3 separate regions of the Homo sapiens genome follow, and all the other regions are linked to region 1. Evidence: chromatin loops called from intact Hi-C (ENCODE). Cell type or tissue: dorsolateral prefrontal cortex. All regions are shown on one strand.

Region 1 (8,000 bases):
GGCAAGTTACTTTTTATCTGTGAGGTTCAGTGTCCTGAAGATAAGAACATGCACTTTTTATGTGGTTTGTTGTAATAATTAAACGAGACAAATTCCTGGCTTGAAGTAAATGTTCAAGAAATTATCACCATGTGTTTTCATTCATTATCAAATACTCCTATATATTTAATACTAACACTAGGCTTGATATATAAAGCCTGATTCCTAAGTTCAGAAAATAAGTTCACTTCCAATATATAATTAGTTTATACTATTTCATTCAGTTAAACAAATTTATACTTTCCTAATATTTGTCAGACACAGTAGTAGACCTGGACCATAAGAAATAACAAACCTTCAGTTCCTGTCTTCAAGGATCTGACAACTTAAACCATACCTGACAGATAAGACCGATATTCTCTCTCATTCTCTTTCATTCTTTCATTCACATTCTTTCATTCATATTCTCTCTTTCTTTCATTCATATTCATTCTCTCTCTCTCTCGATTCAGGGGCTCCCTGTATTGCCCAGGCTGGAGTGCACTGACACAACCTTAGCTCACTGCAGCCTCGACCTCCTGGGCTCAAGCAATTCTCCACAGTCAGCCTCCCCAGTATCTGGGACAACAGGTGCACACCACCACTCCTGGCTTTCTGTTTTTGGTAGAGACAAGGTCTCACTATGTTGCCCAGGCTGGTCTCAAACTCCTGGGCTCAAGTGATCCTCCTGCCTCAGCCTCCTAAAGTGCTGGGATTACAGGTGTAAGCCACCACAACCAGCCTACCTCCTATATTCTTAAAGATCACTAAAAGAGAGGCCCTCACCACATTGCTGGCAACTACTACATTCAGTTCTCAGTCCTCTGAAGAATTCACATGATGTGTAAGTGTGTTCAATTCATTGAGAATCAATATGTCTCCATTTTCTCTTATTCTAGACCCCAGAAGGAGGAGAGAACAGTTGTTCACCATTTTTTACATAATAAGCCTTCATTCTTTGAGAGTTATTGAGTTATTCCTCCATCTTCTCTTTCTAGATTAAATAATTCCAATCCCCTTAACCTTTTCTCAGAGGTCCTATTTGCCAGCCTTCAGTTTAATCATTTTCATTGCTCCCCTCTGGAGTCTCTCCAAATCCTCTGCATTAAAATACGTTGCTTTGCCATTGAATTCACTCTTTTAAGAAACGTATTCCCTTATTTCGACCAAGACAAAAAGAAATCAGTCCCCAAATACAAGGTAGACAGTAGATAGAAGGGTAGATTTCCTATGTAAAGAACTCATGGTGGGCTTTCATATGCTCAAATCAAATTTGCATTTACTGTCACCACTATTAAGGAAGAAGGGCTAAAACCAGAATCATTTTAAATAGTGCCAACCATTCTGCCTGACAATTATCTAAATTACTTTTAAGCAGATAAGACTATTAACAGCAAACTTGAGACTTCTGTAGTTACACCTAAGGTTCTCAGACAGGTACTAATAAAAAATCACTGTACTACTAAAGCTAATGAGATCAAACAGGAATTTTTGATTCTGTAAAATACCTCTGGCCATCAGGTAGAGGTAAGAGCTTACCATATGATTTACAGAAGTGCCTTTGGTTAGGCCTGGCACGTGCAAAGATCTTTCTTTGCATTCTGTCAATCAATATACAGTCATTAATATTTCTTGAGCTGAGAGTGCAGCAAATTCTAAATGACTCTTAAGAAATGGTGTATAGAGGTTAGTCAAATACACACTGACCGTAGTACGATACCAGCATATGCAGAAAGGGGTGGATATGAAAACCAGAGCTCTAGTAAAATATCCCTTCAGGATAAGCATAGAAATTTGTAAGAATTCTCTTTTCACAAAGATTCCTCCCTGCCTGTTTCTCTTATTGTGCCACTGATATTACCCAGCCTCCCGTGAGCCAGTAGCATGTCTCTACACATACACATACACACACACACACATACACACATACGCACGCTCACACGGTTAAGATTCTTCTGACTGTCGAATATCCAAATCTTCTCAAGAAGCTGGGAAAACTCTTACTGGATAATATCTTGCCTGGTTCAGGGACTTCTTTTAAAACCACTATTTAGAATTTTATTTTCCCATGTGGAAAAGTTAAAAGTATACAATTGGGGTAAACAGACTTGGTTACAAGGGGACAGGTGGCAAGAGGAACCACTGCCTCCTCCGGTTTGACTCCAGGCAAATAGGTGGTAGTTCACTCTAGTATGATTATTAAAGCTAGGTTGGCCCTGGCAAGACCCTGTTTGGCCTAGAACTGGCTGGGCTGAGAGAGGTCTGTCAACAACGGCCCCAGGAGAATGAGCTACATTCTGGAAAAACCTCTCTGCCAAGTTCTCTGAAGACTCCCTCAGTTCTGAGTCCAGAACAAATTCGTGGTTTAGTGTTGAATTTTCCCAGGGAGCTGTAGACCCAAAGGCAGTCCAATCTATCGAACAATGACTTAAATCCCAAGACCTATGGAATTAATATTGTAGCCCTTAAATAATCAGCAATAAGGATGGCCAGTGGCTTAGAATCATAGAATCAGAACAAGGCCAGGCGTGGTGGCTCACACCTGTAATCCCAGCACTTTGGTAGGCCAAGGCAGGTGGATCGCCTGAGGTCAGGAATTCGAGACCAGTCTGCCCAACATGGTGAAACCTCATCTCTACTAAAAATACAAAAAATTAGCCAGGTGTGATGGCGCTTGCCTGTAGTCCCAGCTACCTGGGAGGCTGAGGCAGGAGAATTGCTCAAGTCCTGGAGGCAGAAGTTGCAGTGAGCCAAGATTGCGCCACTGCACTCCAGTCTAGGTGACAGAGTGAGACTCCATCTCAAAAACAATAACAACAACAACAAAATGAACAAGAAGCACCCTTCTGGGTGAAGGCTGACAGCTTGCTAGCTGTTTGTCAGAGCTGACCCTTATTTCCCTCCTGCTCTGCATGGCTCTTCACGCTTGAGCACATGCCAAGTGTTTGTGTTACAGAGTGAAGAAAGGCATAGGAACTCCACCACTGGTAAGTGTATGCACTATTGAGGTCTGGGAGCTCTGAAACAATGGGCAATTAAAACCATAACATATTGAATAGCCTTGTGTTGATAAGTATATGTTGTAATTAATTATAATTTTATAAAAAGCAAGACTCCAAATATGAAGCGGAACTACACATAGCCCCAGATTTCATTTATTTGATGGTAAAGACAGTCTTGCTTATCAAGGGGGTAAGAAAGTGAAAGTAGGGCACTGATACTGATATGCATTGCCATGTTACTTTGTAGTGGTTATGGTGAGTGGCCAATAATGCCAGGTTAATAAATCACTGGTAGACACAACTCAACATTCTCTCTCTTTACCCAAATGTGTACCTCAGAGACTTAATACCAAATTGCTTCAAAGAAAGAACAATTTGTACCATCCTACTATAATCCAGTGCACTTTGGGAAGCAATTTTTTTTTCCATTTGAATTTGGGAACTATAGTAATAACAACTAACACTGAACACTGATATTCCTACGTTGGGAAGGTCAAAAAATGCAAGAAAATAAGGGGAAAGTAAGAAAAAGGAGGGAAAGACAGAAAAAATTTTTAAAAACCTGAAATTGGTGAATTTTTTCAACATTCATCTATAATGAGCAGGGGACATTTTCAATAAGGCTTTTGAATGTCAAAAAGTAAAATAAAATTCCTGCTGACTTTCAAAAGCCCACTATTTTGGGTCATTCTTTAAAAAAAAAAAAAAAAAAAAAAGAGCCAGCAGATTAAAGGAAGTCCATTTATAAAAATCAAATGAACCTCTAACAAAGCTTGTTCAGGACATGAATAAATCATCTGGTCATGAATTATTCATTGTTATCAAGAAACAAGCTGGGGATTCCAGGAACTGGGCTGGGGAGGCACTGAAACTGGGGAACGAGCGAGTTTATTGTCTCATACCCACCACAGGAAAAGAGAAGGACAGGCCAAGGGTGCCACCATCTGAGGCCGACCATGTCAGCCCTCCCTCGTGTTTCAGAGCATACGCTGGCAGCCTTTACACCTCAGAGGACAAAACAAATACAGTTTAACCCACAGAACCTAAATTTAGAAAACTGCATGTACTCAGGAAGCAGAAAATACGATTTTTTTTGAAGATTGTCTCTTTTTATTTAAGTTCACAATATACACGGGAAATATGAGCTGTGTGCAAAAGGTAGCAGAGTTGCAACTTTGAATTTCAAGGAGATGGCTAGAAAATTCCTTGATGATAAGTCAGTAGAGTAGTCTGACTTACTCATTTATGGCTTTGGGGCTTGGGTTTGGATGGTGGGGAGAAAGGGAGCCTCTCAGATTTAATCAACTAATCAATGTATCTGTGTGTTTCAGGTCCAAACTGCTTTGCAGGAACGACGATAATTCCAGCTGGCATTGAAGTGAAAGTGGACGAATGTAACATCTGTCATTGTCACAACGGGGACTGGTGGAAGCCTGCTCAGTGTTCGAAACGTGAATGCCAAGGCAAGCAGACTGTGTAGGACAAACTTCCACCCAATGATGAGTTCTTAGGAAAGGATGCTATGGCTTCAACACTGCACATGTTTAACACAAAACAAAACAAACAAACTCCTGCCAGCTACAACAGGGTCACCAGCAAAACTTTCTAGGGTTGACAAAAGTGAATATTTTCCTAAGAGGAAATTTCTTTCTCTCTTGCTATATAAAATATATATAGTATATAGCTATCTAAATCGCTTTTGTATTTACCAATGCTTGATGGTGACTTGACGACTGGATTGCTGGAACAAAAAGAAAGAAATAGCCTTGCACAGGCTCCTTCCCTGGTAATGCCTCTGACCTACCAGCTCACTGTCCCCTGGTTTACTTCATTTTTACTCTTCTGTACATTGTACATGGCATTGTTCTCCTGTAATATTTGTTTTTTCACTTTTAGAGTCTAAGGGGCTAAATTTGACTGCACAGTAAAGTTTTGAGTTGTGTAAAAAAAAAAGTTTGGTAAAGGAATGTCAGGGGAAATATCTTTCCCGAGCTGGGAAACACAAGAGCATCCAGTCAATTGCTCCCCTAGGGTGAATCATGCCCTGTAGACTAAGGAAAGAGGGGTGGGCACATAGACGGGCCTATTGCTGGACAGGGTTGGGAACAAGTACTTTGTCCATTACGTGGGGGCTCACAATTTAATTCTTACAAACCACACATTTCATATGGAAAACCTCGAAACTGCCAATCAAAATCTATTACGTAAAGAACACCATAAGCTCAACTAAAGAATCCAAAGAGAGACAGATCTTTAAAATTGTAGCATTAATCATCAGACTTTTTCATGATGTGAAATTTGAGTTTGGTTTGTAGCTAAACACACTCTAAACTCACTGTCATCAGGCAATATAAATACCAGAACCAGGGTGAGAAAACCCACTGTGAATCCAAATCCTTATGAACATCTCTGGCTTTTGAGTTCAGATTTGGCTAAAAGTCAGTAGTACACACTGGCAGTTTTTGTGGTTCGGGACTGTGTTTGCCATGTTGTAGTAACAACCACTCAGCCCTATGTCTGAAACACAGATTCAGGACACCCTTTCCACCTCAAGTGCTGATTTAAATTAAAGATTAGGGTAGAGTGAGTCTTGCACAATACAATTCCATTTGTTGAACATTTTTTAAAATGTATATATTAGATACTGAAAAATTAAAGTGAACCTTTGAAGAGTCTCTAGGTTGCCCTGGTAATGCTGCTAGTATAGTAACAGAAAAAACAAAACACACAGGGTATCTGATGCCACCTCGATTCAAGTGCAAAATTAACAATTCTGAAACCACATGGCATAGTTAGTCGCTTATTCCATGCTCCTGCCCTAAAAACCCTGGCACAGATCTGATAGGGTCCTTGAAGAGACTTTACAGTTGTCTTTATTATCAATGTTCTTTCTTTTTCTGCTCCCCCAACCTGGGCTTTGCCATAGCTCCTGTGGAGAGCCATATTCTAGAGCAAGGTGTCTCAATCTTAGTAGGATTGACATTTGGGGCCAGATCATTATTCGTTGGTGGGGGCTGTCCTGTGTGCTTTTAGGATGTTTAGCACCATCACTGGCCTCTATCCACTAGCAACATCCCAGCAACTGGTGACAACCAAATTTCTCCAGACATTGCCTAATGTCCCTAAGGAGTGGGAGTGAGGGGCCTAATTTCACCTCGTTGAGAACCAGTGGTCTAGAATAATCAGTATAGAGTGGTTTCTGGCAGGGGACACAGTAGGCAAGCTCTAGCAGCACCTGTGGCTTTTGTGAGCTTCTGATCCCTATGGGACATACACAGTCAGCATTTCCAAGGGGTCAGTCTTCTCCATAGAGAGTGAGGCTTCTAATGCTATAGGCCCACCCTCAGGAAACATATTTTTTTGAGTCTTGTCAACTGGTTTTTCATTTAAAATTGTCAGCCTCTCCTCCCTGGAAGCATCTGCTGTCATCAAGAAAGAGTTGTCATTTCCAAAATTAACGTGCTGACGAGTCAGACCTGACATTCTTATGCACACTGTGCTTGCGTTATGATACAAATAGCCATGCCGGCACCATCCCGAGGAAGAGCATCAAGCCACCTTCCCTTAGAACACCAATTTGCAGCAAGGTTGGTGCCTTTCATTTGCCACCATGGATACATCATATAGACAGTCATGAATCATTCATGAGCAATGCTGCATGATTTATGTCTGCACTCAAAAGTAAAGGAATTCCACACTTTAGCTTATGTCTAGACAGAGATGTATTATAGAGCTTTCTTTGCCCCGAGGTTGCCTGTTGCCAACTTCAAAAATCCACACTCTTGGAAAGAAATAATAATAATAAATGACAGGAATAAGGTTTGAAACTCAGAAAATATCATTAATAGAGCCATGCAGCATAGTACCTTATCTATTATTAAGGAGTTACTATGTCCTTTTTTAGAAAACAGAAAGAGAGTACAACTGGGAAGCTGAAGTGCAGAAATTTTGCATCAAAGCATTGGCACAGCGAGAGTCACAGCAAGAATTTACTAGAATTGAATGGGACATCCATTAAGGATCTCTCTTCAGAGAGTTTGCAGAAAGCAGGCTGTTCTGTGGCCTCTGATAACCAGCTAGAGAGAGGGATTTTTATGGTTGGTTTTGTTGTTGTTGGATTTTCTTTTTCTCAAAGTTTCACTGCAGGCTGTTTCCTTTAAGATTTTGTAGCACTGACATTTTTCCCCCTTTAGGGAGAGATGAACCTATACTGTGACAATTTCTCATAAACTGATAAACATTTTACAACTTCCTTCTACCCAGGTCATTGAGAAATTCTTTCCAGACTCTGAACAACAGAGCTCTGGTCTCATCTGTTGTTTGTTTCTTGTGAAGTCTTTGTTTGCAGCCACACTGTCATCTCTGTACTCCTATTTCTCCTCCGCCTTTGGTTCTCGGCTTTAACAACAGCTATGTTAAAATAAGGGATCAACATCTTGTTTGTCAGCTGATGCCTATTAAAAACGATTCAGTTTCTAAAATCTTTGAAAAATGGCGTGCCTGAAAACTAGTGAGAAAAAAAAAAAACCTAAACACTAAACTGTAAAAAGGGGATTCTAGCAACAATATTTGATGTGTAAAAGAATATATTATTAAAAAATTATTTTGTTAAATATAAAGTGTGTTAACCAGCAAACATTGTTTGTGGTATATTTTCCTTCCCACATTTCTCCTTTCTCCCTACCCTCATTATTTAATGACTAATTCTCGGTTACTTCTATCATTTGAAAGTACATGTGTCATTAGAGCTGTATTCAATTAGAATGAAGCATTAGCTTTTGCATTTGCCTGCACACATTTTCATTTTTCATAACGCAAGGCATTGCTGACTTGGGGATCCGAGAGGAGGCTCAAATAAGCCAGCAGTGACAGGGTAAGTGATAGGAAAAGTCTTTTCCTGACCCCAGATCCATATACTATGCTAACGATAATCTATAATTATTGAGTGCTGGCTCTGAGCCAGGCCCCGTACTAAGCTCT
Region 2 (8,000 bases), 160 kb before region 1:
TATTGTTAATAATGCTTAAATTAGTAAGTATATTCAAATATTCAAGTTTTTATAACAAATTCAATTGAAACTGTTATGCCTAAGATATTAGTGAAACTACTTATTAAAATAAATACAGCATATAAAGGAACTATATTGTATTAAGAAAGTTATAAATTTATTTGGAACTAACTTTGAAAGACCCTCTAATTTATAAAATTAGATTGAATCATTTAATAGCAGAGCAATACTTTGAGGTTAGGAGAAATTTAATTCTTGTCTTCAAAGCCAAAAGGAGTTGGCAAATTCATCCAACAGAGTGAAATGGACAGCAACATATGCTCCTCATTGAGTCCTATTGGTCAACAGAAAAGGTATTGATTTACTAAACATGAAAATATTCTGAAAGTCTTGGCAGATAAAAATAAGTATTGATTATATATTTTAAGACATATGAAGGAGTCATAATCACTCAGTGTTGATATATACTGAGTTATTTGTATAAAAAATAGCAGTTACAAAATTAAATCAATCTTCTCCCTAGACTGTTTATTTTCTTTCCATTCTGTGAAAAGTATGACATCCTTATAACTTGAATGTTAACAAAAGAAAAAAAGCAAGGCATTTTTTACATAACAGATGTTTAAACATTTATCTGTATTTTAAAATACCTTTATAAATCAATTTTGACCATTTTTATTTTTAACCTATTGGTAAACTACTCTGTTTTTAATCACAAATTTATTTCATGTGATTTTTATGGAATGTGTGTATTCATAAATTGTTATAATTATTCTTGTTAAAATACTAAGCTAAATAACAACTTAATAATCTGTTCAGAAATTACATGTTACAAGACAATATTTTGCTTTTAATATTTTAATAAAAGATTTAAAGTAAAAATAAATTATTTAATTTCACATTTTTTAAAGAGACATATTTACTTCAATATGAACATTATTAGTTCAGGTTTCACGTAAGTTCTCATGACGCTATTTAAAATTGTATTTCTACCATATTTTCATTCCATTGACCAAGTTCTGATATAGTTAAATCTTTTATCCTCCCTAAATTTGTCATTAAGACCCTGACATTCAGATGACAAGTGATTTGCAGTGTGGTTTGTTTTTCATTGCCAATCACCAGGAGATTTAAAAAGATACCCATGCACTTCTGTATAAACACTTTCTCTATAAATGCTCCACTTTGTGGAGATGCTACCAGTAATGAGACTATGGCATTTTTTATTTTCTTTCTGAGAGTACCTCTTCTCTCTCAAACCAATTGGATACTAAAGTACTAATGTAGCAATTGACACACCCTGGTAAGTAATTTTGAACATTTTCTAACTTAGAAAGAGGTTAGCATCCCTGTTCCCAGCAAAACTAATTTTTAAGTCACACATTACATGCCGTGTAATAATCCAATATACTGTAAATGAAGTTGAACATGATTATAAACTTATATTCATTTTAGGAATTAGTTACGATACGTACTCAGTCTTGCAATCTTCTGAAAATGAATTCAGGTAAACTTGAAAAACCGCATAATAAATTTGCTGACCAAAATCTGTTCTTGAAAAAACAAATTTTTGGAACACCTGAGGCATGGTGCTGTTGAATTAATATGAGGTTCCAATATCATTTTCTGTATTTTATTTAACAAACTTTCAGAAATTACCAGAGCCTTCATAAATATTTCCAATTATTATTTTTAGAGATGTGAATAATGATTTAAAGCTAAATATTTTTCTTTTTCTTTATGGACTTGGTTCTGTTTCGTTTTGTTTGGTTTCACAAATAGAAATCAGTGTTTACCCCACTTTTCAGCTGTTGTATAAAGACTACAAGAAAAAAAGTTATTTGGGAAAGTCACAAACAGCAATTGCCTATAGAGTGAGGTTGGAAGTGAAATCCATATGTAATGCCTCTGTCAGCAAAGACTTAGTAGAAAATGGTTTATAATAAATATTCACATCTGCTGCTTTGGACACTCTAATCCATCCTAAGGATCTTTGCTGTGTCAGGTTTTGTTCTAGATGAAGAAGCCCAGTAGTTATAAAGGTTTGCAAATAGGTTGTATTTATCATGGTTAGCTTTACTTTTATAACTTTTCTCTGTTTTAGAGGTATTCATGATGTTTGGGGGTAAAATTTGTGATTAAATATTTCACTATAGCTTTTATGGTGATATAATTCTAGAATTCTTATTATAAAATGGACCAATGCTATTTTCACAATATATCACTTACCTAAAATCTGTCAAGAAGGCATCATTGATAACAATGCTATGCTGGCTGTGGAAAGCAATGGCTAAAAGCCCAGGCTCTGGATTCGAAGTGCTGTGATTAAATGCTAGCTCCTTCTATACCTAGGGTGTCATTATGAGCAAGTTACTTCGCCTTTCCAAGCCTCTATTTCTTCACCTACATAGAGGAGGCATTTTTTACATAACAGATATTTAAGCATTTTTAAATAGTACTAACTATTTAAAATACAGATAAATAGTACTATTTAAAATATTAAATAGTTAATACTATTAATACTAACTAATATATTAAATAGTTAATACTGTTAGTACTATTTAAAATATTAGTTACTACTATTAGTACTAACTATTTAAAATATTAAATAGTTAATGCTATTTTCTTTATCATTAGATTACTGTAACGATCATTCAGAATTATCCATATCAAGCACTAAATATAAGGATCATACGGAATTATCCATATCAAGCACTAAATATAGTATCTATCACATTAAAAGAGTTTAATAAATTTTAAATGTTATTACTGAAACAATAATATGCCTTCTAAGTATGATTAAATAATCCCATGGATAGTACTAATGTCATACTTATTTACACTAAGTACTGAGCTTATGTAAACATATCCTATTGTTTTACTTAACTCCAAGTCCCATGATAGTTTGTTACTGGACTTCCTTAATAAAAATATTAATTAAAATTGGATCCCTGATTTGTTTTCACTTTGAGGAAATGAGCCACTAAAAAATATATGATACAAAAATTATGCAAATACCCTGTGCTGTATTTAGCCATCTTATGTAAAAAAAATTTAATTTATCAAAATTTGAATTCTAAGCTAGAGTAAAAACTCTCAAGTCATTTTGAAATGGAAGTATTTATTTCCACTTCAGCTTCAAAAAAATTTGTTGAGTTCATGAGTATCACAATTTTTAAAGCAGGAATGTATATTGAGTTGTAAGTAATGATTAGCATAATTATTATAAATAAGTTTAAAGAAGAATACAAATGTTTTCCATAAATTTTGAAAGCTATGCCTTTTAAAACTTTCTAACATATAATTTATTTGAAAAAGAAAGTTGCCTTGCATAGTTGCTTTCAATCTCATCTCCTCGAAATGCTTTATTAATCACAAATATAAAAGAATAGTAGGATGTTTGATGAAATCTGCATATAAAGGAGGTAGACCATTAGGCTCTATGTCCCAATTAGAAAATTTTATAACCTAATTATTGATGTGTCTTAATTTTGACTCAACTTATTTCTTATACCTACAGGAGCTACTGCATATTTAATAACTGACCCCTAACACAGAATGATAATTGAAAAAAATAGAATGCTTCATTGCTTATAAACTGTGAACACTTGAAATAAAACTTTGATTCATTCTCTCTCTCTCTCCTCTCTGTCTCCCTCAGGTCGAGTTTTAGCTCAGGCAAGTGGCAATGGTGTTATCCATTTGCTAGATCTTAAATCTGGGGAGATTCACAAATTGATGGGCCACGAAAACGAGGCACACACGGTTGTGTTTTCTCACGACGGGGAGATTCTCTTTTCTGGAGGCTCTGACGGCACAGTTCGAACGTGGTCTTGACCGTCAGCACATCCCGCTGCAGAGGGCATTCCCTTTAAGGCTTGAAAATGCCTCCTGTAGTCCCAAACCAGCAAAGAACTGGTTAAATGTGCCAGCAGGTAACATTTACAGTCTGCTTTAAAACATGCTTTGGACATATATTTTAGTGCTCATACTGTTACTAATAAAAAAATAACTTTATGCTCACCCATTTGTGTCAGGGTCTTTTTTCTCTCTCATTTTGATAAGAATTTAGAGACACGGCATCTTTGCTAGGGGTTTTGAAAGAAACAGCTTTACAATGACGCCTAATGACAGACTAGATGAATTACAGGAGATTGATTTTTAATGTTAGAGAACAAACTGCAGGAAAACCTGGCTACTTTAAAAAAAAAAAAAAAAAATCAGATCCAAGCTGCAGGAAGACCTGAAGTTTAATCATGCAGCACCAGGGAAGTCTTTCTGCCACCAAAGGGTCAAATAGAATCGACAAGCATACGTTTTCACAGATTGTTTGACAATGATTATGCTTTATCTATTAATAATAATTGGGGACTGCAGATGGCTTAAATCTAAATGCAAGCCTCTTCTGGAACTTTCATCTCTGCAGCCCATCCAAGAACGCGTTAGGTATACAATTTTATACAAAAAAAATTAATTGCAATTTCAATGCAAATAAATATCTCGCACGTAGAATGTCTTTACCCCTCCTAATGCGCGCATCCGCTGTATAAAGTGCGACTGCTTGGAGAGCACTCTAGCCTCGTCTAAAGCAGCTCTGGGATTTCGACAGAGCTGGGCTCAGAAGCCAGTTGTTGGCGCTGTCCGTGGTGCTGAGGAATTCCCGGCTGCCGGCAGAATGAGCTCCAAATCAGCAATCTGCAAACTGCTCTTACTGATGCAGAAACCCAGCTAAAGTTGCTCCTTTCCTTCACATCCACAGTTAGTATTTTCCGGTGTGTAAGAGGGGATTCAAGCAACACACTGTGGACGATGGTGATGGTATTGCCAGCGGAGTGGGCTTTAAGCTACAGCATGCTGTTGCTGTTTGTGATCCTCAGAGCCTAGCCAAATCACCTCTACTGCCGTAGCAAACACTGTGTAAGTGAACTCATGTGTGGAGGAGGCGTAATCAGCCGGGAAATTTCATAGAAGGATCTAAGAAAATGCTAAAAATAAGTTCAACATGATTCTGCTACTGGGGTCTGGATTTCTACAGGACCAGCTTTGCTTCTTGCTTTGAATTCTGAAGACAGGTCCAAAGCAAATTTCTTATATGTGTCTGCTGTGTTTCTTTCTGGAAGGGCGGGAGACTGCTTCTTTACTGTGTTTTGAAATGGGAGGTAGAGAGAATGGATTGCCTTTAATTCATGCCTAAAAAATGTATTCTTTGGGTAATTAAAGAGGAACTGCTTTCTTAAAACATACCTGACCTTTTAGTTCATTTTGGGCTGTGACCCCTACCACCACCATTAACCTCCAGAGTGATTAGGTAAGTGTATCTTATGACATGAATTATGTTTGTTTTCTCAAAGAAATAGATGCAGTCATTTTAAATCATCTGTAGCAATATGGGGAGGGGGGGAAAATTAAGCTGGGAAGTGATCCTCAGTTTAGCAGTGTTTGCTTTCTTTTTAAAAATCTTCAGATAAACATTACATTTGATTTATCCCATGTTTCTTCTCTTAAATAGTATCTTAAATTGTACTAGGGCAGCTCAATTATGAAGGCTTTTTTTTAAAAAAAAAATAGCCTAAGAACTTTGTTATATTGAAAATAAAATCTTGTTTTTTACCATGCAGATTTTAAGATATATTTCATATAATAAAAACATATTTAATGTTTATATAAAGTAGATATTACATTCCTATTTTTACCTCTAAGTTTACATTTACCATAACCTAACACATTAATGCCTACCTGTGGCTTACAAAGAGATCATTTTCTGCCTATGTCCCTTTGAAGCAGAATCATATGTGTATTTTATATGGCTTATCTTGCATGCATTGACAGATATTGCTGGAATATTATAAGGAAGCACAGTAGCTTTCTTTTCCTCCAAGATAAACTTTCTAAATATGTGATGTATAAATGCTTGCTTTAATTAGTAAATTATATTTATGCTTTTTCAGAAGCTTCTGTTATGTTTGTTATCTCTGTAGTAATTTGAGAGAAAAAAATGCTTTGTCAAAGGGAGCTTCCAGATTCTCAAGTAGAATTATAGGTTTGCATTTTCTTGTTCTGTCATGACTTATTATTTTTGACATATTTTATAAGAAATCATCGGCTTTATTACCTACCCAAAGGGAATTCTAATATCAGAGGATATCAGAGTAATTCTGATATCAGCTTTCTCCAGAAAGAGGGCATACTACCTTCCATTTTACTATTACTAGAACTTGTATATCTACCTTAAAATGCAAATATAATAGTTTATGAAGTTTCCTAATGTCATCTTTATCTTGTTATCGTCTGTATATGTTAGACTGAAAAGAGATGGTTTATCATTGCTCTTAATATAATCTGAAAATAAACCAATGTATAACATTTATAACTGACCTGAAAATGTCCTGTATACCATCTTAGTGTTATTGGCATGAAGCCAATAGCATTTAAATAAAAAAATGAGCTATTTGACAATACTTTTTCTTATTTATTACTCCCTAAAGTCACAGTCTCCCCAGAGCCTCTGTGTGATTTAGTTATTCTAAATATTTAAATAAGAGCCCACTCCCAACACTTCACATCAAGCACCAATACTAAGTGGAGTTTACAAGAGTCAGTGTCACAAAATTAATAAGGCATATTTTCTATGAATGGTTAACACTTAATTACAGTTTTAAGCAACTTCCATAAAGAATTTTATGCTGGCATCTTTGTGCAGATTTTGTACATGTAAATATTTTTGACATTTCAAGAGTTATGTTTTCAAGATCTCATAAATTGTATTTATATTATATTGCAAATTTTAATTTAAATAATATTACATATATACTAGATTCAAGTTACTGTGAAGTAAATTTATAGATAGATCTTTCCTGCCCACTAGGAGCTTCCTTCCTATGTAAAATAATGTGGACAATAATACAAATAAATTTGTTTTTAACAAACTCTTTTAAGCACATGGAATTCTCTTGTATTATTTATTATTTCAAATTTTCTTTCTCTTAATCACTATGGAATAGTTATGTTGTTTTTGTTATCAACTTTATTTCAAAAATCCAGACTCACATTCACTTAAACAGGTAACTGATGTTGACGCCATTGTTGTTCTTTAATTATGGGCATAAATAAGTAGGAAATCCTTTATAGTAGCTCCTTCCTAAATATAATTTATATTCAACTGTTGGTTTATTCCCTTTCCTTTAGAATTAGATTTTTTTCTCACTAATCTCTTGAGTTGACACAGATAATTATAACATATGTTCCATCACTGACTAGTCCAGTTTAAAGAATAATAGAAAATGTGAGTTCAAATATTCTTGAGCTATTTGTAAGTTACTCCTTGGATCACATTTTGGGGCTCAGTAAAACCATTTCTTTGCAATTTAGATAAAGCCAGACCTATGAAATTCAGAAGGAAAATTCAAGCTGAAGGTTCCTATATAAAATAATCCAAAAGGACAAATTTTAATGCATATATTGCCAAGTATCAACTCTCCAAACCTCACAATAAGGCACAGATAGTTGCATGAACTTAGTCTATTTGAGGACTTAGTATCTTCAAATTGATCCCAAACAGTTTAAGAGCGTGGGCTTAAATGAATCTATCTTCACTTTATATATGTCAAATTATTCTTTTTAAATATTTATTTTCAGCCTACCCCTCTTGTATTCCCATGGAAGGAGCTGAGTATATTTAATATTAGGAGCACATCCAGAAGTCTTTGAAGAGGGGGATGGCTCTTCATATTCATGAAGCTTGCATACTTCTGTTGGTCATCCCTGGATTGGTCACCTCTGCTGCTATCAGTCATGAAGACTATCCTGCTGATGAAGGTGACCAGATCTCCAGTAATGACAATCTGATCTTTGATGACTATCGAGGGAAAGGGTGTGTCGATGACAGCGGCTTTGTATACAAGTTGGGAGAACGATTTTTCCCTGGGCATTCCAACTGTCCATGTGTCTGTGCTCTAGATGGACCTGTTTGCGACCAACCAGAATGCCCTAAAATTCACCCA
Region 3 (8,000 bases), 250 kb before region 1:
AGGTCTAGGAGTTGCCTGAGACTCCTTATTTAACAAGCTACCAGATGGCACTGAGGATGCTCATCTGTGGACCAAACTTTTAGTATCAAGGAACAAAACTGTTTTCTTCCCAGTGTTAATAGCTAGCCTGTCAGCCAAGGCATTATTCTTTTTAGAACTTTTAAGTATGTGTGTTGGGGGTTAGTGGGTTGGTTATTATAATGAGAAGCCTTAAAAACCCAAATAATTTAATCTGTAAAAATGATGTAATGGGGCATCATTTGGAGGGATAATATCTTCTTAATCTAGTAACCTAAACCAGACCAAACTTAATTTGTTTACAAATTATCTTGGGTCAAATCATGCCACATTAAGTATCATTATTCTTATTCTAGTTGGCAATATCCTCACCAACATTTGTTTCTGATTAAAGCTTCTTTAAATTATTTCCAGACTATTCCTTATTATTGATTAGCTTTTTTTTTTTACATGTATTCCAGTTACAGATGAAGCATAGTATTCGTATGACATCCAATACTTTTTCACTGGTTAGCATACTGAGATAAAAAGCAGAAAAGGAAATAGAGATATTGATTTTAAAGGAAAAGTAACTTCCATTTTTGTAGTATTTTATGATTTCCAAAGGGTTAACCACAATTAAACTGCCCTCCATGAGCATAGGAATCATGCCTGTTTCTCCAAAACTAGCCCTAGCACACAAGACCAGTGCCTGGCCAATAATATAATAGGTATAGTGGATTGAATAGCCCCTTCCATCCTATAATGTGTCAATGTCATTTTATCTGTATATAGTGGATTGAATAGCCCCTCCCATCCTATAATGTGTCAGTGTCATTTTATCTGTAAAAAGCATCTTTTTAGATGTAGTTAAGGATCTTGAGATGGGATCATCCTGGATTACCCAGGTGGGCTCTAAGTCTAATAAAAAGTAACCTTATATGAGACAGAAAAGGAGACAAAACAGAACAGAAGAGGAGGCAATGTGGAAGTTGAAGCAGATACTGGAGTGATGCAGCCAAAGCCAAGGAAGGCTGCAGCCACTAGAGGATGGACGAGGCTAGGAATAGAATCTCCCCTAGAGCCTCTGAAGGGAGCATGGCCCTGCTGACACCTTGATTTTGGACTTCTAACCTTCAGAACTGGGAGAGAAGCAATTTGTGTTGTTTTAAGCCATCAAGTTTGTGAAAATGTATCATGGCAGCCACAGGTAACTAATAACAGTAAAAAAGCCAATATTCATGGAATGACTGAACAGCTGAAGTAGGACAGATATGAGAAATCATAATAAGAAGAGAGAAATTCAGAGTGGCAGAGTAAGTTGCCTAAGTTTGCTCAGCCCCAGCATGATAGAGGTATTTGTCAAATATCTTTTTTTAAAAAGTCACAGTACTTCCGGCCGGGCGCGGTGGCTCACGCCTGTAATCCTAGCACTTTGGGAGGCCGAGGCAGGCGGATCACGAGATCAGGAGATCGAGGCCATCCTGGCTAACACGGTGAAACCCTGTCTCTACTAAAAATACAAAAAATTACCCGGGCGTGGTGGCGGGCGCCTGTGGTCCCAGCTACTTGGGAGGCTGAGGCAGGAGAATGGTGTGAACCCAGGAGGCAGAGCTTGCAGTGAGCCGAGATTGCACCACTGCGCTCCAGCCTGGGCGACAGAGTGAGACTAAGTCTCAAAAAAAAAAAAAAAAAAAAAAAAAGTCACTAGTATTCTGTATACTAGTGTTGGTCTACTAAAACTTATAAAATCTGACTAGTTTTTAAACTCTTACAAGCCATCCACAGAAGACAAAATGTTAGATAAAATAAGATTGTGAATATCTTTCTCTAGAGTAAAATTAAGCATTTTTATAAATACCTTTCAGCATCCAGTTTTTAAGAAGTTTAAGAATTATAAAATGTTCACATTATAATCAAACTGGACCATGTTTGTGAGACATCAGTGCTCCTGATCGTTTAAACAATGAGTTAGTCCAATTGCATGATAAAAAGAGGAAGTAGTTAAGAATAAAGGTGAGGCAGGAAATTTTTGTCAGAAGACAGACAAGGATTTGAATCATGGCTCTACCATCCAGGTGCAGTGAGACTTTGGCCAAGTTACTTAACCTCTCTGTGCCTCAGTTTCCCAGGAATAAAAATTATAATTCTTTTGGGACATGTAAAGATTAAATGAGACCACATTTCAAGGCTCAGACTCTGGCATATTGTGGCCATTACTATCTAGCAACAAGCACACAGTAGAATTTGATCAGCATTTGTTGAGTGTATTTATTCAAACCTGCAGTTGGACTATAATAAACTAAGATAATTTAACTGCCTTTTGGTTGCTCGAGTCATCTCAGGGCAATAGTATACTTTTTAAGTGCAATTCAAACTATTAACTTAGCTACATGAAGTCATATAATGTGCAGATTCTAGATATCAAATTTTTTTTTTTTTTGCATCCTCTCTTGGGTCATGAGACTTTCAAAGGACTACCATTAAGAGATCCTGCATTTGAGAATAAGAAGAAAAACTTTGGTATAGATTCTTTTTTATTCAAATGCCCATTATTCTGAAATTGATTTACTCTTCCTGATGGAAAAGTATAAAATTTGTTGGCCTGCAGGGGAATTTGCAAAAGGCCTATCTGGTTAATAAGTCACTTATCTAATTGATACTAGAGTATCAGCAGGGTGGGTTATGAAATCATGAAACAAATGATCTGACAGTCAATTAATTCTGTTTCATCTTTGTGTATGTTCCTAGAGGCTCTATGATAGGATCCAGTTTATAAATAAAAAATAAAGAGATGCTTTTTGTCTAGGTTAAACTTGATTTCATTCTGAACTTATATTGTACAGTTGTTCATGAGCATGAGTTAATTGACAATGTTTAGCAGTCTTTTTTTTTTTTTCCTTTTTTGAGATGGAGTCTCACTCTGTCGCCTAGGCTGGAATGCAGTGGTGCGATCTTGGCTCACTGCAACCTCTGCCTCCTGGGTTCAAGTGATTCCCCTGCCTCAGTCTCCCAAGTAGCTGGGGCTACAGGCACCTGCCACCATGCCCAGCTAATCTTTTGTGTATGTATTTTTTATAGAGATGGGGTTTCGCTCTGTTGGCCAGGTCGGTCTCGAACTTCTGACCTCAAGTGATCCACCCGCCTCGGCCTCCCAAAGTGTTGGGATTACAGGCGTGAGCCACCATGCCCAACGTGTTTAGCAGTCTTTGAGAAAATTTTGGTTGAAGGACATTGTGTTGGATCCAAGTATACTTTGGACACCTGAGCTCCCGCAATTTCCTTGCATGAGCTACTGAAAGATAGAAATTACACACTTGGGCAGTGCAATTGGATTGAAATGGATTTAAATCTCGTATCTCAAATTCTATCTATCTTTAAATCTATTATTTTATAAAATTATATAGTTCAAAATGCACATGAGAAAAAAGTGTCTATTAATCTGACAATTTTCAATTTATCTTTTGATGATGTTATTAAAACTATCCAAATCTACTTTTGGTTGACATATTCTCTTCTAACTTCTTCATGAAAGCTTCAATTCATGTACATGTGATAATAATAATAAAAGTTAACATTCATTGACTACTTATTAGGTTCTAGGCACGGGGGAAGGCACTTTATGTATCATTTATTTAGTGTATGTGGTTTTTTTAAAGCTTGGAGTGACTGTTCAGGAAACTAGCCTAAATTTTTCATTATATACATAAGAAAACTGAGGCACAGAGAAGCTAAGTTACTTGATTAGCCGAGGATACAAAGATGGTTAGAATGTAACTTTGTAGCATCATATCTTTGTGACAAAAAGAACAATAGCCAATCTGTGACGCAAAAACAAAGGCGGTTTCTCATTCCATTCTGTGCAAGGCAGAGCTGCTCAGAGAACAAAGCTGTCTTTGAAGCTGGGGATGGCTCCATCTCAAATCAGCTCTGTGGGGTGCAGAGTATGACAAGATGCAGCCAACACAGCAGAAAATCAAGTTCAAAACACTCAAGTTATTTACAATCCTTTGGTGCCAAACCTTAAAGAAAGAATTCTTATTATGTTTTATGTATGTTTCTAACTTGTCTTCATTAGCTTCCCTTTGATATTTTTGGCAAATCAGTTTAACCTTCAAAAGTCTTCATTTATTCTACTTGATTAAATCAAACAAATGAATAGATAACATAGAATCAAATAGCAGTATTGTCTGTTCTGAGAAAGCAACAGCACAAAGAGGTAAAGAAAATGCAAATTGAAGCTAGATGATTGTATACATTACTTTATTGAATGTCTTAAATCTGCTCAGATTTGGATGGTGGGGAAAGAAATACAAATGTTTCTAGAATCTACAGTTGAATATTTGAACTGCTGGGCATGGAAGGTTTAAAAACAAAAGCTAGTTAGAAAAAAAGATTGAAAAGGTAAGTTTCAGACTCTGGCATTTTTGTCTTTTTTAAGTTAGTTTCTGTTGAAGCCCTACCTTCAGGATTTTCTTCCCAAGTACTTTCCCTAGAGTATATAAATCAATGCAACAGTACCCTGTAATAGTATCTTAACCTGGAGAAATATCACAAGACTATAAAAAAATGCTTTTAGCAAAGGTGTCAACTTTGCCCCTATATCATCGATGAAATGTCAGCTTGAAAGTCTAGGTATGTTGGAACCATTAGAGAGAAAAAGAAGGGAAGACAGATTAAAGAGGCCAGAAAGTAGGCAATTTAAAATGAAAAGTTTAGGCTGGGTGCGGTGGCTCATGCTTGTAATCCCTGCACTTTGGGGGGCCATGGCAGGTGGATCACCTGAGGTCAGGAGTTCAAGACCAACCTGGCCAACATGATGAAACCCTATCTCTACCAAAAATAGAAAAAAAAAAAAAAAGTAGCTGGGTTTGGTGGCGGGTGCCTGTAATTCCAGCTACTTTGGAGGCTGAGGCAGGAGAATAGCTTGAACCCGGGAGGTGGAGGTGGCAGTGAGCCGAGATCACGCCATTGCACTCCAGCCTGGGTGACAAGAGTGAAACTCTGTCTCAAAAAAAAAAAAAGGAAAAGAAATAAAGAAAATTGTATGGCACGGCACAAACACAGCTAGAACTTTTAGCTCCATAGGAATAGAATTGAAGAAGTTGAAGATAAATTAGGAAATGGAAATGTTGCAGGAAAATGAAAGGGCACTGTTTTACTTCAGGTTCCCCAAGAAATACTCTGAGATGAAGATCTGCATCCAGGAGTCTTATTAGAAAGTGCTCTTGGGAACACCTGTAAGAGAATGAGAGAAACAGAATTGTACAGAAGGAGAAGTTACAATGCAGTGGCAACAGAAGCTCAGTTGATCCTACGGAACATCTGGAGCTGGGATGGCTCTTCATATTTGTCTCAAATCAAAGAAAGGGTTTGAAACTTTGACCCCTACATCAACAAGTCATTCTCTGCTAGCTGGCCTTAGGAAAGGGACAAACTCTTGAGCAAGGTAACTTCTTTCAGCTGAGGGCTATTCCTGACGATAGACCCAGGTGGGGGCCAAAAGGAGCCAACACTTTCTCAGCTGGGAGAATGAATGTTGTGGTGCCAAATGAGGGATCAAGTGGGGTATCACAGCATCCATTAGGGCTCAACCCTGTGCTTCTCAGATCTCCTTACTTCATGCAGTCAATTCATATCATCTGGGAGCAGCACCTCAAAGAAAGATTTTGGTTAGTCTTTGTCCTGAAGAAACTTACAGGAGAAAGTTTCTTTTAGACAGACTGTAGCCCCATGTAGCAGTTGTTCCTGAGGTTACTCATTGATTCTCTTCTTAACTTTCATTCTGTATTTCCATCACCCTGGGCTATCATCTATGTAGGTCTGGTGAAGTGACCCAAATCCTAATTCCTGGGGCTCCGGCAACTGGTCTCTATGCCCTTTTCAGGCTACAGTAGCATTGCTTGTTCATTTACTGTCAAAATTGGGCAGAGGGAGAACCATGGAATGGCAAAGTGGATCACCTGGGTCCCAAACATACTTTTTGCTGTTTGCTTCTATAGCAAACATAGGTAGGTAGGTAGATGCCTAGCTCTTCCTGATCATCAAGGTCAGTTACTCCAGCCAGGGTAATGACTCCTCTGCTTTTCTTCTGGGCCGTTGGCATGATGAGCCTGAAGTGACCAGGTGGCAATCACAGCTTAAAGTTTAATGGAACTCTTACTGTGTACCCAGTTGAAGTGTTTTCCCCTGAGAATACATCCACATTACTTAAAGTTACAGAGACAGAAAGGAAAAATTCTGCAATCGGGCCCTTGGGAAGTACGTAAAGCTACTTCTACTTCTATCATTTGGTCTCTGGATTTATATATTCCTATCCACTGGGAACAAAGCACCATATAATAGTCATTGGTTTAGAGTGTAGATTGAATGCTGGAGAATGGTACCCCGTCCAAGCAAAATATTCTCTCTAATCTGGCCTCCTCAAAAGGCCATCCCAGAGCTTTCTCAGGTAGACAGCCTTGGCATCATCTTGAGCACATTTCTACATCTGCTTTTCTGTGAAGAAGGTCTCTAGGTCTGAGATTATCTTAGGTGTTATGCTATGCCATTTGAATAAACACTCTGTAAGCCTTCTGATAATGGAGCTGGCTAAAGCTTTGTGTGCAGAAAATGCAGACCCATACCTGGAAAATGTATCTATTTCAGATAAGAAGAAAGGCTACTTCTGCCAGGATAGAAAGTGTCTAATAAAACAATTTTGGGATGGGCACAGTGGCTCATGCCTTTAATCCCAGCACTTTGGGAGGCTGAGGTGGGCAGATCACTCGAGGTCAGGAGTTCAAGATCAGCATGGCCAACATGGTGAAATCCCACCTCTGCTAAAAATACAAAAATTAACTGGGCATGGTGGCATGCTCCTGTGAGCCCAGCTAGTTGGGAGGCTGAAGCACAAGAATCACTTGAACCTGGGAGGTGGAGGTTGCAGTGAGCCAAGATCACACCACTGCACTCCAGCCTGGTCAACAGAGTGAGACTCTGCCTCACAAAAAAACAAACAAAAAAACCATTTTGTCACAATGTTGCTTTGTGGAATTCTTTGAAGAATTTTTCTGTATCAGTGACCCAACGTTGGTTTCTTTTAATGGTATGTTGTGCTGTTTTGTCCACACACAGCTCTGTTCCTGGCACCACAGCTACTGGGGTGGCTGATGGAAGATACTGGCTGTTGTCAAACGGCTAAGTCAATCTGTCTATTGACTTGTTGGTACCTCTTTGATGGTAGATGCTCTCTTGAAGACATTAGCATGTAATTTACAACACAGTGGTTCCATATCCATTACATGAGGCTATGTTCCTCTGTTCTATCAGAGGTACCACATCTGATACCTCAGAAGCATTAGGGAAAATATTTTTTGGTGTTTTCAGTGCTACACCATAATGAATCAATATCTGTCTCATTTTTGAAGTGATCAGATTAGTTAGTTAAATGGGGATATTATGGAGACTACCACGCTCCATCTTTTTATCTTTTTAAGGGTGACTCTAATCTCCAAAAATCACCCCCTCCTCACATTTGATTTTTCCCATTATATAGTTCAGAGGCTAAGGAACTAATATAGGGGTTCTGTCACCTACCAGGTAGCTGAAAATGATCACTAGATACGTCCATGGCCACATGTAACCTGGAATGGGGATAGGAGTTCCTTAATTACCTTGCCTTTATATGCCCATTTGCCTCAATTTTAACAAAGAAAGTTATGATGTGATGCTTTAGTCTCGAGATATCAATGTCAGCAATTCTCAAATGGTTTAAATATTTCTTTTTTCCCATTATCGGAGGAAATGGCTGTAGGACCCTTTTAAGAGAGGACCAAGTGAATGACTACTGTATACCCCTTCCATGATGTTGCAAAATCTTTCTACAAGGGAATCATGCCTTTCCTTTTAAAATATCATAGATCTGAGAATTGACTCAAGTCTGGTTAGTTAGAAAAGAGATCTTGGCTTTTTATTGGTGCTTCTGAGTTCAGCTTCTCGATTATATATGCTTGATTTCCTTG

Evidence for each region. Hi-C counts contacts between places; a loop is a spot of excess contacts. Peaks named below come from ENCODE experiments on the same cell type or tissue, not always from the same donor. Only the 100,000 strongest peaks of a DNase experiment are listed, where the experiment ranks them.
Region 2: a loop joins it to region 1, with 6 times the contacts of the local background. A loop is called at or near these places in 4 of 110 quality-filtered maps.
Region 3: a loop joins it to region 1, with 3 times the contacts of the local background. A loop is called at or near these places in 3 of 110 quality-filtered maps.

What each region holds. Positions count from the first base shown.
Region 1 is chr2:214,571,321-214,579,320 of GRCh38, forward strand. VWC2L (von Willebrand factor C domain containing 2 like) reads left to right here. Exons shown (of 4, transcript NM_001080500.4): 4 at 4,352-7,656. The coding sequence ends at 4,500. Among named protein-coding and RNA genes, the nearest start is that of VWC2L-IT1, 65 kb to the left of the region's middle. In dorsolateral prefrontal cortex, a CTCF peak has its summit at 3,989; DNase peaks (open chromatin) are centred at 3,911 and 4,431; H3K4me3 peaks cover 1,773 bases; H3K27ac peaks cover 3,254 bases.
Region 2 is chr2:214,406,479-214,414,478 of GRCh38, forward strand. It overlaps SPAG16 (sperm associated antigen 16), which reads left to right. Exons shown (of 16, transcript NM_024532.5): 16 at 3,662-4,023. The coding sequence ends at 3,837. It overlaps VWC2L (von Willebrand factor C domain containing 2 like), which reads left to right and starts at 4,576. Exons shown (of 4, transcript NM_001080500.4): 1 at 4,576-5,308; 2 at 7,636-8,000. The coding sequence starts at 7,716. In dorsolateral prefrontal cortex, a CTCF peak has its summit at 4,547; DNase peaks (open chromatin) are centred at 3,843 and 4,633; H3K4me3 peaks cover 2,862 bases; H3K27ac peaks cover 1,798 bases.
Region 3 is chr2:214,325,270-214,333,269 of GRCh38, forward strand. The region is part of intron 15 of SPAG16 (sperm associated antigen 16); the gene reads left to right. Among named protein-coding and RNA genes, the nearest start is that of VWC2L, 82 kb to the right of the region's middle. In dorsolateral prefrontal cortex, a CTCF peak has its summit at 3,888; a DNase peak (open chromatin) is centred at 3,892; H3K27ac peaks cover 8,000 bases.